2 separate regions of the Mus musculus genome follow, and region 2 is linked to region 1. A link is a loop called in an ENCODE intact Hi-C map of the cell type or tissue named here. Cell type or tissue: left cerebral cortex. All regions are shown on one strand. Links, peaks and the distances in the headings refer to the core of each region. The heading gives the core; the rest is flanking DNA. Region 1 overlaps Adgrb3 (adhesion G protein-coupled receptor B3). Region 2 holds the start of Adgrb3 (adhesion G protein-coupled receptor B3).

The links. A loop is a pair of places that touch in the nucleus more often than their neighbours do. Peaks named below come from ENCODE experiments on the same cell type or tissue, not always from the same donor. Only the 100,000 strongest peaks of a DNase experiment are listed, where the experiment ranks them.
Region 2: it touches region 1 in a loop (6-fold over the local background); 10 of 42 quality-filtered maps call a loop at or near these places.

Annotation. Positions count from the first base shown.
Region 1 is chr1:25,524,430-25,529,429 of GRCm38, forward strand. All of the region lies in intron 7 of Adgrb3 (adhesion G protein-coupled receptor B3), which reads right to left. Among named protein-coding and RNA genes, the nearest start is that of Gm25294, 76 kb to the left of the region's middle. In left cerebral cortex, for the core only: a CTCF peak has its summit at 2,709 (motif pointing right); DNase peaks (open chromatin) are centred at 2,768 and 3,035.
Region 2 is chr1:25,824,521-25,836,260 of GRCm38, forward strand. It overlaps Adgrb3 (adhesion G protein-coupled receptor B3), which reads right to left and starts at 5,187. Exons shown (of 31, transcript NM_175642.4): 1 at 4,942-5,187; 2 at 1,484-2,255. The coding sequence starts at 2,240. It overlaps Gm9884 (predicted gene 9884), which reads left to right and starts at 5,910. Exons shown (of 2, transcript NR_169046.1): 1 at 5,910-6,521; 2 at 6,648-7,050. It overlaps Gm53060 (a long non-coding RNA gene), which reads left to right and starts at 8,970. Exons shown (of 2, transcript XR_001779915.2): 1 at 8,970-9,059; 2 at 10,248-11,740. In left cerebral cortex, for the core only: CTCF peaks have their summits at 2,454 (motif pointing left) and 4,583; DNase peaks (open chromatin) are centred at 331, 1,004, 1,275, 1,609 and 5 more places; H3K4me3 peaks cover 4,899 bases; H3K27ac peaks cover 4,498 bases.

The DNA of each region.
Region 1 (5,000 bases), core at 1-5,000:
GAGGCGCAATGTGTGCTTTGAGCTTTACTAAAGTTTCTTTAGTGAATGTGGCTGCTCTTGTATTTGGAGCATAGATATTCAGAATTGAGAGTTCCTCTTGGAGGATTTTACCTTTGATGAGAATGAAGTGTCCCTCTTTGTCTTTTTTGATGACTTTGGGTTGGAAGTCAATCTTATCAGATATTAGGATGGCTACTCCTGCTTGTTTCTTCATACCATTTGCTTGGAAAATTGTTTTCCAGCCTTTCATTCTGAGGTAGTGTCTATCTTTTTCTCTGAGATGAGTTTCCTGTAAGCAGCAAAATGTTGGGTCTTGTTTGTGTAGCCAGTTTGTTAGTCTATGTCTTTTTATTGGCGAGTTGAGACCATTGATGTTAAGAGATATTAAGGAAAAGTAATTGTTGCTTCCTGTTATTTTAGTTGTTAAAGGTGGCATTCTGTTCTTGTGGCTGTCTTCTTTTAGGTTTGTTGAGGGATTACCTTCTTGTTTTTTCTAGGGCGTTGTTCCCGTTCTTGTATTGGTTTTTTTCTGTTATTATCCTTTGAAGGGCTGGATTCGTGGAGAGATAATGCGTGAATTTGGTTTTGTCGTGGAATACTTTGGTTTCTCCCTCTATGATAATTGAGAGTTTGGCTGGGTATAGTAGCCTGGGCTGCAGTTTGTGTTCTCTTAGTGTCTGTATAACATCTGTCCAGGCTCTTCTGGCTTTCATAGTCTCTGGTGAAAAATCTGGTGTAATTCTGATAGGCTTGCCTTTATATGTTACTTGACCTTTTTCCCTTACTGCTTTTAGTATTCTATCTTTATTTAGTGCATTTGATGTTCTGATTATTATGTGTCGGGAGGAATTTCTTTTCTGGTCCAGTCTATTTGGAGTTCTGTAGGCTTCTTGTATGTTCATATGCATCTCATTCTTTAGATTTGGGAAGTTTTCTTCAATAATTTTGTTGAAGATGTTTGCTGGACCTTTGAGTTGAAAATCTTCATTCTCATCCACTCCTATTATCCGTACGTTTGGTCTTCTTATTGTGTCCTGGATTTCCTGGATATTTTGAGTTAGGATCTTTTTGCATTTTCCATTTTCTTTGATTGTTGTGCCGATGTTCTCTATGGAATCTTCTGCACCTGAGATTCTCTCTTCCATCTCTTGTATTCTGTTGCTGATGCTCAAATCTATGGTTCCAGATTTCTTTCCTAGGGTTTCTATCTCTAGTGTTGCCTCGCTTTGAGTTTTCTTTATTGTGTCTACTTCCCTTTTTAGGTCTAGTATGGTTTTGTTCATTTCCATCACCTGTTTGTATGTTTTTTCCTCTTTTTCTGTAAGGACTTCTACCTGTTTGATTGTGTTTTCCTGTTTTTCTTTAAGGACTTGTAACTCTTTAGCAGTGTTCTCCTGTATTTCTTTAAGTGATTTATTAAAGTCCTTCTTGATGTCCTCTACCATCATCATGAGATATGCTTTTAAATCTAGGTCTAGGTTCTCAGGTGTGTTGGGGTTCCCTGGACTGGGCGAAGTGGGTGTGCTGGGTTCTGGTGATGGTGAGTGGTCTTGGTTCCTGTTAGTAAGATTCCTCCGTTTACCTTTCGCCATCTGGTAATCTCTGGAGTTAGTAGTTATAGTTGACTCTGTTTAGAGATTGTTCTTCTGGTGATTCTGTTACCGTCTATCAGCAGACCTGGGAGACAGATTCTCTCCTCTGAGTTTCAGTGCTCAGAGCACTCTCTGCTGGCAAGCTCTCTTACAGGGAAGGTGCGCAGATATCTTGTATTTGGACCTCCTCCTGGCCGAAGAAGAAGGCCCAAAACAGGACCTTTCTCAGACACTGTGTTGCTTTGGCAGTTCCCAGGTGGTACAGACTCTCACCTAAGCAGACTAAATTCCTAAGTTCCTTGGAGTCCCGGGACCAAGATGGCGACCGCTGCTGCTGTGGCTTAGGTCGCCTCCCCAGCCGGGCGGGCACCTGTCCTCCGGTCCGGAAGGTGGCCGGCTGTCCCCGGCCCACACAGGGTGCTGCCTCAGCCCCTCTGTGCTTCCGCCTGTTCCAGAGGCTGTCAGGTTCTCTGGCGCACCCTCTCACCTGTTCAGACTAATTTCCTAAGTTCGGCGGGTCCCCGAAATCATGTAGGATTAATGTAGTTCTGAAGCTTAGAACTTAGTATATTAGTCAGCTAGACCTGTGTAAAACTGTAAAGTAACTACTTACAAATACTGCTTTATTGAAGAAACTGACTACATATGAGGCATTAGTGGATAGATATAGCTAATATTATGATAAAAAATCCCATCTTCAACAGAGGAACAACATCTTGAAATTAATAGTTCAGAATACCTTGTAATGCATACTGCAATTTGTGCAAAATATCAGATTATGTTATAGCAAAAAAAAAAAAAGAAACTTGATATAGCTATGTAGGTAAGTGAGAACATTTTGGTGATTGTATATGAACTAATAAAGAAATTATTTATCTAATTTAAGAAGTAGGTTTCACCAGGGAGTGATATATTTGCAAATAAATTGCCATTGTTTTCCAATCACCTACCTGAAAACCAAGAAATAAAAATGCTAATGCCAAAATATAGCGTCTTATAAAAGTGTTTTCACTGTTATTTGATAACGTATTGATCTGTCTTAAATCTTGAAACCTAACAAGTAAACATAGCAAAGAAAACATACAATCTATAAACAGAGCTGTAAAATGTTTTTCCAACAGCAGGTGGCAATCTTTGTAAATCTGATTGCAACTGTTCCGTTTTACCTTTGCAGATGAAATGCAGTTGTACAGTTGAAAGGCTGCAGTTGAGGGCAGTTCATAAGCTTCATATGCCGAGACTGCTTCACATACCTTCTCATAGCAAGAAGGGCTTGCTTAAAATGCTTTCCTGTACTAATGAAATTTCTCCTTTGGCAAAACAAATGTTTTTGTTTAAAGCTTGTCAATTCTCAGGCAGTGCAGGGATTTCTTTGTTAATCTGTCTAGGCATTCTTTACAGCCGAGTTCTGCCTGCTGTTTGTCTCTTATCATTCTCAATTCACATGGCCTGGAGAATTAGCAAAACTAATTTTAGATTTCATGCCAGAAGGAAACCTGCTGACAAAATGCAAAACTTGAAACTCAAGTTTCTGGACCAAAGGGAAAGATGGTTCCCAGGATGAGGGCGCTTGCTATCTTGCCTGATGACTGCTCAGGACCTACAAGTAGGAAAGAGAAGGCTGACTCCTCAAACTGTCCTCTGAAGTCTAGACGTGTATTGGGCAGGCCTGAACACCTACCCCAATAATATAAACAAATGTAATGAAAATGCAAAAACTCTAGTTTATGATGTGATTATCAGTGTGGAACTGAGATAACTCTTTTTTTCTTTTTCCAATTTTTTATTAGGCATTTTCTTCATTTACATTTCAAATGCTATCCCAAAAGTCCCCTATACCCTCCCCACATCCCCTACCCACCAACTCCTACTTCTTGGCCCTGGTGTTTCCCTGTACTGGGGCATATAAAGTTTGCAAGACCAAGGGGCCTCTCTTCCCTATGATGGCCAACTAGGCCATCTACTGATGCAGTTAGAGACATGAGCTCTGGGGGTACTGGTTAGTTCATATTGTTGTTCTACCTATAGGGTTGCAGAACCCTTCAGCTCCTTGGGTACTTTCTCTAGCTCCTCCATTGGGGGCCCTGTGATCCATCCAATAGCTGACTGTGAGCATCCACTTCTGTGTTTGCCAGGCACTGGCATAGCCTCACAAGAGACAGCTATATCAGGATCCTTTCAGCAAAATCCTGCTGGTGTATGCAATAGTCTCTGCTTTTGGTGGCTGATTATGGGATGGATCCCCAGGTGTGGCAGTCTCTGGATGGTCCACTTATCAGTGAGTACATATCATGTGAGTTCTTTTGTGATTAGTTTACCTCACTCAGGATGATATCCTCCAGATCCATCATTTTGCCTTGGAATTTCATAAATTCATTGTTTTTAATGGCTGAGTAGTAGAGACAAATCTTTTAGCATTTTAATTCTAGAGAAATGTAATGTTTTCACTCCCGGGAAACTCTTAGAAATCTTGCATTTTTAAACCTAGGGGCTCATTTTAGGTGGAAATCATTAGCTTCTACATCACAAAGATGCAGCCTTAATCGGTAACCAGGTAGCCAAAGTGAATAGGAAACTTTTTTCTTGTTGTTCTCACAAAACACCCTGGCAAAAACAACTTAAGGAATAGATGGTTTCCAGCTCATAGTTTAATACAGTTCATCATGGAGGGGAATTACGGGCACCAGGCACCTAAAGTAGCCGCCACTTTTTATTTGCAATCGAGAATCATGGTGCAGTGGGGAAGGGCGAGCAGGATGTGCTCTGCTTTCTTTCATTTTTTTTGAATCAGGGAGATAGAGTAAATCTTCCCACCCCAAATAACCTACTCAGAGATTTGTCTCTAAGGTGATTCTACATCCTGACAACTTGACAAATAAAATCCATTTCGTGTCCACCATTTGTCACCTTAACACAAAGCACACTACCTTCAGTACCAAACCTCTACCTTCTGTCACAATAGGCTAATGACTATCTCATCATGGAAAATGCATTCTGTCCAACGTCAAAGTGCTCATAGTTTTTGAACAGTCCTAACACTGACCCAAAATCCAAAATCCAAGTGTCACTGAAGACTCAAGGTGATGTCATGATGATGATATCCTATGAAGAAATACAGACTTTCAAAGCAAACTAGCACAGAAAAGTGTCTAGATTACAAAATGGAGAATGGAGAGATAGAAATGATCAGGCAAGTCAACATGGAAACCTATCAGCACAGACTAAAAATTCTGCAGCTTCATTTCACCATCTGGAACTTCAGACAGAATCATGAGAGCCACAAGTGGATTAAGAAGGCTAGCTCTTCCAGCCCTGCTGCCCATAACAAACCTAGCCTCTCTCCTGGGCAACCCCTGCTTCATATGTACAGTCTTAATTGGTGGATGCCCCATGGTCTGACATCTGACC
Region 2 (11,740 bases), core at 1-5,000, 300 kb after region 1:
AAGAACTCCTGTAATTTAAAACTACTTTGTTTTCTTCAGTCACAGCTGTTGGTGAAAACACTGACCTGTGGAGGCTTCAGCCTCTTCCTGGCTGCCATTGCCCTCCACTTATTCTGTAACTTTTTTTCCCCTGGTGGTATTGCTCTTCCATACTTCCCATCCCCCTAATTTCAGCCAGCAGAGAAACAGCATTAAGCTGTCGAGGCTCCTCTGCCCATCCCCACCCCCTTTCCTCTTGCTGGCTCCACTTTCCTACAAAGCCTTGGCTACCATTAAAGAAAATTCTCCAACAACGTGTCAATTTTATATTGGCCACAAAGGCAACTTCTGTTGGGGGAGGGAGAGGAAAGAGGGACTGGAGCTTGGCTGTCCCTTTTCACAGACTGGGATCTTTGTGGAGATCAGAAAACATTTCCTGCATAAGAAATCAACACACTCTCCGGTTGCGGGGCTAGGGGACAAGCAAGAATATGTACTGGCTCTGTCCTCTAACAAATGGAGCATAGCTATTAACCTCCCAAGCAAAAGTCATTTTTCTCAAAATGTGCCATGCTTTCTTGCATGATTAAAAATATTCCACAATCTCAAATCTCCTGCTAGCTCCCTCTCTGAGGATGGGAAAAATCTAAGTCACTGATAGTTGGGAGTCTTCCTTTGCATTTCCATTGTACTGCTTTTTTCCCCCAATTATCTCATTTCTGAGACATCCCCCCCCCAGCACTCCCCCCCCCCCGCATGTTATCAGCAAAGGGAAAAGAAAGCAGCAAGGAAAGACTTGCAGGAGGGAACTCATAAAATGTGGATGCGCTTTTACTTCCCACCAAGCCCTCCCTTCTGCTGGTGACTTCAGAGGCAGAAAAGCCAGGGACTCTGGCTTCCAACCTCTTTTTCTTAGCCAGCCAAGGAGTGTGCACGGGGATTTACTGTACAAAATACTCTACACAAAAGTAAAGACCTGGGAGAAATTGGTCTCTCATAACTGCAGTGACAGGCAGTCACTGAGTCTATAAAGGGTTTCTGTTGTGTGCTTCCTGGAGTCAGGAAGAGAGAGGATAAGGCCCAGGAGAAAGAAAGAGGAAAGCATTTTCTGAACGTGGTCAGAAAGAAGTCTGCCTTTCCACTTTACATTTGGATCATATGTAGATTTCCTGACCTGGAGCCTGAATAAAAGCACACTTTTTCCTCCTTACCAACCCCCAACACAACTGAGGTCTCATTTCTATCTCTCTCTTCCCTTGAATACTCTACCCATACTTCTGTAGCACATTGCTAAGCAACCCATCTCCTCTGCTTGCCTCTAAAGTCATGAAGGCTGAAGCTCACTTTAGAGCCATGCAACAGAGAAGACCACATATTCAAGTCACTTCAAAGTTGACAGGATAAAGGAGCAAAGAGTAGGCTGAAGTAGTGAACCAGAAAGGGTTACTTCCATGCAAACCCTCCCCAGCCCCAGCCCCCACTCCCCCTGCCTCTGAGCACTTACCTTCTTTGGGTGGTCTCTTGGCCTCCCTGGTCAGATTGCAGACTTGAGTAGTTTGCAGCTCCTGAGTCAGGCAACCCTCCGTCTGCTCATTCAGGGGTAACACGACGTTATTTAACAGAACCAGGGACTGGTCATCTATTCCCCACTCTCCCAAGTGCTGGGGGCACGTGCATTTTGTGTACATAATTCCACAAGACTCGGTTCTCCCATTTTCGGATTTTAAGCAGCTTTCCAACCAAGTGCATAAGACATGGCAACCAAACTGGCTCGGGCTCACCTTGTTCAGTACCAAAAACTCAAAAAAAGATTTCTGATCCTCTTCGACTTTTTTCTGTAATCCTGGGAAATCAGTTGGAAATACCCGGCGTATCTGAATGAAATTTTTATCGTACTGTAGAAAAACAAAAGCATTCTTGGAACTGCAAAGTTGCATTATGGAATGGTTCTTTCTCAAAAGATCCTTTATTTTTTCATGGGAAAAATGATCAAACTGATAAGCCAGAAGGGAAAAGTTAGAGCAGCTAAGGTCCTTTTTGGAAAATTTCAGGTAAATGCTATATTTGGTTGGATCTGGATTTTCCAGTGTCCAGGTGCAGTTTGTAAAGTTTTTGGGAAACATTTCACTTACAGAATAGGATCCATAAATGACTCCCTTCACCAAAGTGGAACACCAGAAGTCTTGGGCAGCATTAAATCCAAACATAACCAGGAGATAGGTGGAAAATATATAAATCAGCAGGTTACGAACAGCCTTCATCCTATGTCATTTGGCCTGTAAGAATGGCAAAGGAAGTGAGACGCAAGCAGACGACCACAGGCATTGAAAAAACAAAACCCTTTCAATATTTCTGCCAGCTGTTTTCAAGAATTCCGTTTTTAAAAAAAAAGCCCTTTTTAAAAAAGAAGGGCAGGTGATTTTTATTTTATAACGCCAGGAAATTATCAGTTGCTGTGTGAAGAGCGCCCTCACGTGGTTGGTAGTGATGGACAAGTTCTCACCGTTCAATTTAAAAATAACATTTAATAGATTATTAATAGTTATGTCCTAATTCATCCACCAGGATTTCCTGCACATCCATTATCATTCTATCAAGTGAAGTGGGAAAGCATGGTGTTTTGTTCTGTTTTGTTTTGGAGTAGCAATAACCTGCATGTTAATTGCTGAGGTACTGACTTAAACTCCAGAACCTTCCCTCTCCCTCAGTCTTCTGCCTGCAGTAAACAGCAACACACGAAATCTAACCTGATAATCTGGAAGCAGCTGTCATCGCATTATTCCTTTCCTGTGGACTGTGAGAAGTAATCGTGGTAAATTACAGCCACAGCTTTAAAAGCAAAGACGATCATTCCTTCCAGATGGAATATCATCTCCCCAATGCCCCTACTTGCCTTTGCAGGGGCCACTGTGTGAACTGGTGAGACATTCCTGTGCAAAAAAAAAAAACCACTTGGGAATTCGTGGGGACGCGTCAGATTTTGAAGGAATCATCTGGGAGAGGGCATAGATGGGTAGATGGACCGGAAAGACCTGATGCTCGGCATCACCACTAAGTGTGAGATTCCAGGCAGTCATTTCATAGGCCGTGCCCTCCTGGGATGCATAAAGTGGATCGCTGTATTAGTATCTGTATCCAAAGGCAGTGTTGGGGGTGGGGGACCCCAGAACTGCAGCCACTGAGCTTGCCTAGGCTATGTTTCTCCAAATTATGGTGGTTTTAGTAAGAGTCATAGCTTATAAATTGGGATTTACACATAGTGCATGAAAAATCCTAGCATTGTGTTTGCTCCCTGGCCGACTTCAGTGGCCGAATTCCTGCCTTTCTAACAAGTGTTCCAGGTTGTTCTTCTTACATTGATTTTTGCCCCAGCTTTGCACAACCAAAGCATCCTTGATTATATTTACCTCTATAACTTATTAATCCCAATATAACTTAATTTTTTTCATCTTTAACCTTTAGAAAGTTATTCCTCAGAATGAATGACAATGCTTTTTGTTTTTGTTGTTGCTGTTCAGCCCTTAAGCTGATAAAAGTGATATCAAGTTCATTTTAAAAGGCTTTAAACTGAAGTCTCCTCCACCATTCTATACACAGAGACAGACAGACAGACAGACATAGAGACTGTTAAGAGTTTTCATGCCTTCTCTGTCTGGTCTTTGAACTAAAGCATACAACCTTCTTCTTTGCCATTGCATAACACAGCAACACATGCACTCCCAATCCAGTGACCAAAGTCCCTGAACAGATCTGCATTTCACAGAGTATGATTCAAACACTATGTCTTGACAGAGGCCAAAACAGCCCCAACTGTAAATCTCTACACAACAGCAGTTTAAAATAAACCCAGAGCTGATAGGACTATCAGAATAGCGTTTTCTCTTCCAAACACACAGCTCACTGAGTAATGCCTTTTCCAGTTGAAAATAAGTAAATAAATAAATAAATAAAGGTAATGATATTTTAGAGGTTACGTGTGTTTAAAAAAAATGGGAACAGTCTCGTGTGTGTGTGTGTGTGTGTGTGTGTGTGTGTGCACGCTGTAGCACTTTGCAGGCAATGCAGGTCTGCGCAGTGTTCTTCAGGATAGAGTGTAGGCGTTGAAAGCCGATGTGACAGTAAGTGTCTAAATTAGGAATTCCAACCATGAAAGGGGGCTTCATTTTATAATCAGGAACTCAAAAGGAGGTCGTATTTCTTTTCCTTATTAAAAAAAAAATCGGTATTTCTGCTTCCATTTATTTGGCAGTGGATGTCTGCAATAGTGTGCTTATCAGTGATTAGAAGAGAAGGGAAGAGCTGATTTCACATCTCTCTTCCACCCTTCATGTAACGCTCTTTATTTTTAACCATTCTTGGGGTACGAAGTCTTGTTTGTTTCTATATAATAAGAAATATGAATCATTGAACTGCCCCCACCCCCACTGCAGGCCCTGTTCAAACAACCGTATATCTGTCTAAGGAAAAATAAGGGCCAGAGGTTGCCTAAGGGATGGTCACTGAGGGCTCCAGAATGTTGTATTTATTTATTTATTTATTTGGCTCTTTCTGAGAGGCAAACCAGCACTGAGTTTAGCTATTCTCAAACTGATCTTCTGGGTGACACTTTAGTTTAGCCGAACATAGACGGCGCCATCACTCCACTGATTTTTTCCCCCAACAGAAGACCCAATCCTACTCTATCCTAACTTCCTTTTAACCTACCCCCCTCCGCCCCCGCTAAAATTACCTCAATCACGCACGAGTTGCTAGATTTTCTGGGTCTCTCTCCCTATTCCTTCCCATCCAGCACACCTCTTCAAAAACAGACTTCTCTTAACTTTTCAACTGCGGCGTTTTAGTAAGCTCAGAATCTTGCCATCCGCCAGCAACAGCCTTGACTTCCATCCCCCCAAACTGAGCCCAAGTCTCTCCGGGCGACCCCCCAGAAGACAGAGGTGACCCTTAGGCCCCTTTCCTTACCTTCCACTCCGAAAGCTCCGGGAGGCTCTTGATCTAAGACACCAGAACAGGCACACGTCCCAACAACAGTGATGGAGAGACTCCCCTTCGGTCCCAATCACCGTTGCCCATTTTTCCCCCCGGTTCAGCTTCAAATATTAAGATTTATGATTGGAAAAAAAATAATGCATGCAAACGAAAGGCAGAGGGAAAAAAAGGAAAAAAAAATAATAGGGGGGGGGGCGGTGGTATCCAGCGGCCAGAGCCTTGCGCCTTATCCAAGTGAATGAAGCCTTCAAAGGAGAGGCGGGGAGAGGCCCCCTGAAGGGAGACTCCACAGAAACACCAAACAGAAAAATGGAAGTGGATAAAGAGCGCAGATGTGTTTTCCCAAACCCACCCCCCCGCAACAAACGGATTGGCCAAGAAGCCAAAAAAGCGCTGAGAAGTGGCCGGCGGCGCTGGCTGGGGCGGCGTGTTGGGCGGTGGGCTGGTGGCAGGAGTGCTCCCGGCCGGTGGCGAGGCTGGAGCAGGAGCCGTTTGCTTGCTTGGTGCGCCCTCCTCCCCGGCCCTCCTCCCTGCCAGGTACTGATGGACGGAGCGCGGCTGAGGAGCTGGGGGTAAAATCCTGGGCTGGCGACGTCGGGAAGCTGTTTGAATGCCGGGCGAGGAGGGAGGCGCGCGAGGGCACGAGATAGTAAAGCTGTGTGGCGGGCGTGCGCGCCGGCGCGCGGCGCTCGCTCTCCCCGGGCTGCGCGCGAAGGGGGCCCGCGCGTTCCTCGGCGCGCACCCGCCGCTGGGCAACCCTCCCGCGCGCGTGCTCGTGGGTGCGCGCGTCCCCGGCGGAGCGCTGCGCCCGGACCAGAGTCCGGCCTCCCCCGCGGCGGGCGAGCTGGCGGGCGGGCGAGCGGGCGAGCGGGCGAGCGGGCGGGAGGGAGGACGGGCGCGGGAGCGAGGCGGGCGGGCGGGCGGGCGGGCGCGGGCTCCTCGGGGCTCTAGCCGAGCCCGCGCCCTGCTACTCAAACCCAAACACGTCTGGAAAACCGATCTTTTCTGCGCCTGGGAGGTTTTCGCATCCTCAGTTCCCACCGCTGAGGCTGGTCGCCACCAAGTGTAGGAGAAAGTCCCCAGGAGGAGAGGCAGGGGGGCGCGGAGACGGGAAGGCGACATGGAGGGGTAGGAAGTAAACGCTGGACTCGATCATCTGTCTGCTGCCATTCAGAGCGGACCTGCCGCAGCGGGAGAGCTGTCATTTCAGCACCGGGATTTAGCCTTGATCCAGTCTGCAGCTGAGGGGCCACAACTCAGCTCCCACTGCTCTTTGCCTCAGGCTGGAGGCTGGAACTATAGTTGTTCAGTTTTTTTGTTTTGTTTTGTTTTGTTTTTTGTTTTTAAAATCACAGCCAGACTGCAATTAACAGCTTATTTGTTCTGTCACGAAAGAGGCTTTGCCAGGACCACTGAGCAGGCTACCGAGGTCAGGCGTCCTGAGCTGCTCTCAGCATGGCGTTGGGACAATAGTGCGGGTTCTAAACTTTTGATTCGTTCTGGCTTCTTAATGCATTTATTCCTTGTCAAGTTTCCCCTCGTAGGAAGTTCGGGTAAGTGATGGGAAGAAATGAAGAAAAGCTACCTTTGTTGTCCGTTGAGAAGGGGGATAAGGAAGATAAATTTCTACACGACTCCACCGTTTTATTTACTTATTGTTTATTTTGCCTCTTGTACAGACGTCTGAAGATGCATCAGATAGACTTCACATGCACATGCAGGTCACTCGCCAGCTAGTTTGGTCTCTACTTGTGTACGCGGTTGGTGGTTTGCAAAACAAGTGTTTGAATAGTGTGCTTATGTGGTGGGAGGAGACATAATGGGTAATGCATTTGGGCAGAGTCCTCCTAAGGGTGAGTTGCCTGAGCAGCAGGTGAAGTTGAATGAAGCAATTTTCCATCATTTGCTCTACTCCCTCATTTGCATTTTTTGTTCCTCTTCTTGTTCCTCTCCCCTGGGGCAATTGCATAGCCAAGAACAGGATTTTCAAAGGAAGGCTATCATGAAAACAGGAAGGTACTGATGATCTTTTATGTACCAGAATTGTTTGAAATATTAAAATTGGCTCTTTGGCTCCTTGCATCTTACTGCATATTAATAGAATGACCCTCTTCAAGGCTTTTCTCTTTTAGGACAAGCATTGAAGTAACAACCGGTAAGGGAAACAGTTAATCACTTTCCAGCAGGCTTCAACAATGTTCCCAGGAACAAATCACCAGGGAAAGCAGCCTGGGTGGCATTTTGGTTTTGTGTCATTTCTGGTTCATTACAATGCTTTTATTCATTTAGGGGAATGTGAAAAGAAAATGCTCTCATATGTCAAATGCAAAATCCCAAACGCTGTGTATATAGTGAGCATATTTTCTTATTTAAAAAAGACTATTCTGCAGTATAAAAGAGGAAAATATTTCATTTATTTCAACTTTTGGGGTGAAAGTGGTCATAATATTTGCAAGACATTTGGGTAAATCTGTTATTTCACCCGGGGGGGGGGGGGAGTCGCAGTAAATGTGCCATAAAATGGAGAATAAGAAAATACTTTGTGTGGCTTGTACATACAGATAAAATAATGTAAGGATAGTTATAATTCTCACACAGTAGTGTCTTCTCACATTATCATTTAGCAGTGTGATCTTGATGTTTCTTAGAAATCTCTAAAGTCACAGCAGCGTGGAGTAAGAAAAACAGCCTAGGGGGACAATTTTAAAAGGCTTAATCCTTAATGGAAAGGAACACTCTTTTTCAGAATCATTTTAATTCAAGTAGGATGCAGGGCTGGGTCAGAAAGGAAAGCCACTCTTAATAAAGCGCTTCACCCTTCACACTGTTTCCCATAACCTTCATAAACTGCAGGCTACTGAGCTGGCCTGATGATGATCCTGCTGAGGTATATTTATAGCAGATGATTTGTAGATGATAAATATGCCAAGCAAGACACTTGGCTACAGTAACCCGGGGCTCATCTGACTTCCTGGGGGCGGAGGGGTGTCACAATCAAGAATAACAAGAGGGACTATATAAGGAGAAACTGGTCTCTAAGCCCTGACGACACAGTCCAAAGCCAACCCAAGAAGGCATCACATTGTTTTCTGCCTGCATGGAGTTCCGTGGGAAAGCTTTGCTGTCATTGACTCAATAACAAAAGGCAAACCAGTGTACACCGTGAGCTCTGTGTCTTCAGATTACAATTACCAACTTTTACTATCTAGTTCATGTGGGTCTATGTATATCCTTGTATGTATCCCACATTTCCCACATATGCCTGTTATACATGCATATATGTGTCTATATATGTGTATACACTGTTTCCTAATCTGCATACACAAGTGAATACACACACACACACATAGTAAACACTTCATTTGATCATGTTTGTAATGTTACATTAATGCATTTATCTGTGACACGTAGAGTATTTCACACCAAAACTATCAAATTAATTGTAAAACTAGATTTTTTTCCATATCCTTGTTGACTTTCAAAAGGAATATCAAGAATTCAGTACTAACACGTTCAAATCTAAACTACTGTTTTATAGCATCACCATAATTCAACTTGGTCAGGGTTATTGAAAGTTGAATATCTTCACAATATGTCTCCTATAATTTACCTGTTCTATTAAGGTCACTCCAAGAAAATGTTTCCATGACTAGTGTTTTTACTTCACCTTTTCCCCTAACTTTAAACTTTCTACATTGGAAAATAAGCCCATTCTCCTATATTATCACTTATAATCCTGTGTCTTCTGCAAAGTTATCATCGAATAATAATAAGAGGATTCTAGAATGTGTGTAGCCTATTTCAGAAGATGTTTTAAGGTACTTTTATTTATTTACTTTTATTTATTTATTTTCTTTTATTTATTTATTTGTGTATTGCATGTATGTCTGTGCACCACAGGCATACAGGAGTCCTCAGAGCTCAGAAGAGACATCAAATCCCCTAGAACTGGCGTTACACATGTTCATACGTTGCCAAGTGAATGGTGGGAACCAAACCTGGACCCCTCATGGGATCAGCTAGTGCTCTTAACCTTGGAGTCACAATGTTACAAAAAGCTTTTGCTTGGCCTTTCTCACATACTCTTTTAGGTAATACTATATTTCCACATTCTATATTTTGTAACTTACCATTATTAGTAAGATTTTTAAAAGCATACATTATATATAGTTTGTTCTTTGTTCATTCCACACTTTCTTTTTTAAGTAATTAGTGTCTTTGATGATGCATGCACAAGATTTGGAAACAAATCCTATTCCTCTACCTTCTCTTCCTCCTCTGTTTCCTTCTCTTATCTAGTATCTTCAGAGATACAAACTCTAAACATGGTTTGCTGAAATCAACATTTGTTTAAATAATCAAATAATCAAATGTTAAAATATTACAAGTTTCCATGGCTTGCTAAAAATTAATATGTTTACCACAAACTGACCAATTTACCTCTCCTCCTCATTAGTTTTCTTAAATTAATTTTTTCTTAAATAGAAAGTATCTCAGTAGCCAAGCAAGAGTCAGTCTCAATATCAATATTGGTCCATTTCTTCTCTGACATTCCTGAAAAGAAAGACCAGGATGAAGCAATGAAAGTAATAGGAGTTAGGGGGGCAGGAGATGCAACAAGATACCTCTCCTGTTAGCTCAGCAAAACCTCATCCAACCAGGTGTTAGGACCAACTGGAGTTTAATTAGCCCACTGGTTCCTTGAATTATTTGTCAGTTTTATAAGTGTTTCCATTATAATGACACAAGAAGCTTCAATCACTGGTAGTCATTGCCTGTCAATTTCTAGTCTCACTCATTGCATTCAGGCTACACTTATTGTCACATAGATGTATTGCAGGAGTAACTTGGAAAATAGGGACCCTAAAAGCTCAGAATACACATTTTCAGTGATTTGTGAACTTACCCCAAAATTATTCTGTCAGTTACTCTTCTGTTTCTGTTTTACCTTTTGCTTGGTTTGGTTTGTTTCAGTATGGTTTGGTATAAAGTTATTGCAATTATGACATTATCTTTCTTCATCTATGCAAGTTGAATTTGCTACAAGTAAGATGTTTTATTTTAACCATGAATTGGGCATTCATCATTTACCTGTTACTCTACATGAAGCTGTGGCCTCTTTAGGAAAGGGAATGGACGAGTGCTGTTTTTGTAATATTTTCTTTTATAGGAAAGGGAATGGACGAGTGCTGTTTTTGTAATACTTTCTAAGTAAAGAAATGTGTGTGTGTCATTTAAGTTTTCCTAGTGAGAGGTGAACAAAGAGCTGTTCTTTCCAGACAAAGCACCGATGACAGAAAACATAAAGCTTCCACCAAGTCAAACCTTGTGGACCAACGTATTTTACTAGGGTGATGTGGAAAAGAGGAGACTTCCCACCAGAAGTGACTCAAAAACATGCCAGGAAGCTCATGCCTTAAGCAAGCTGATCACCTAACTAAGTGCTGAATCTTCAGGGACCTCCTGTGGAAGTCTGCCCTCCCCTGCACCTGCTTATTTCTTTAAGCAGCAGGAGGAAGGATTTTGTCAACCTGTACTTTTCCTCCTTTCTTGAAAGCAATTGCAGAATAAGAGTTATTGCATCACATGCAATAATTACTCAGGTATTATAGACAAGAAATAAGCAAGGGCAGAGACAGAACAATATTGATAGTAACCTAGATTTTATATGTGTGTGTGTGTGTGTGTGTGTGTGTGTGTGTGTGTGTGTGTTTGTCTACAGCCAACAATGTTTAACACAGTGGAAGAAAAGGCTTAGTTTCTATTTACAGTATATGTATAACAATAATTACAATAACTAATGTATTTTCAATAAATAAGACATTCTGAAAGAATACAAATGTCAGTTTATAGTCTCTGATAATAACTCGTTGTAAATTTTAATATGCAGATATCCTTTAGGAAAAGCAAGACGGTTCAGCAGGCAAAGCCTTTGTCACTCAAATCTGATAACTAAGCATTCATCCCCAGAGGCCACTTAGTAGAAAGAGAAAACTGACTCCCAAAAGTTGTCATCTAATCTCTACATACGCACCTGATTGGTGTCTGTACACACATGCACACAAATAGCCACACACACACACACACACACACACACACACACATACATGTACATGAGAAACTTTACAATGTGAGCAATAATATATCATGATCTGAGTAAGGAATGTAAATTCAGCATGCCCTTCCAAAATACCCTAACATCTGCTTTTGACGTCCGACTTTTCCCTTAGTAACGTTTGTCTCCCTGAACAGTTTTACTTCTACTTTCATAACGCTTAAATGATTTTATGTTTTTCTATTTCTCAAATGGATTTAATACACTTAATATGATTTCCCAAGTTGCATCCATTTTCCTACAAGTGGGACTATTTTCTTCTTTATGGCTGCTAGAATTTTTCGTTATGCAAGTATAATACACTTTCCTTATCTACTCCGTTGTTATTGGACACCACAGCTGGCCCCACAATTTTGGTGTTGTGAATAGCACTGTAAATGAACATTAATGTGCAAGGATCTCTCTGATATGGTAACGAGTTCTTTGAGTTAATACTCAGAAGTGATGAGTGGGAGACAGATGCAGGACATTATTCCTGTTGTTGCTGTTTCTTGTAATTTAATCTTGAGAGTGCGCTACACGAATTTCCACAGCTGTTTTACATCAATGCAAGAAGCGTGCACATTTTCCCACTTTTCTGCATCTTTGCCTGCATTGACAGTAGTACTGTGATATCAAAACCAACATACAACCCACAAATAAAACTATAGAGTGGCC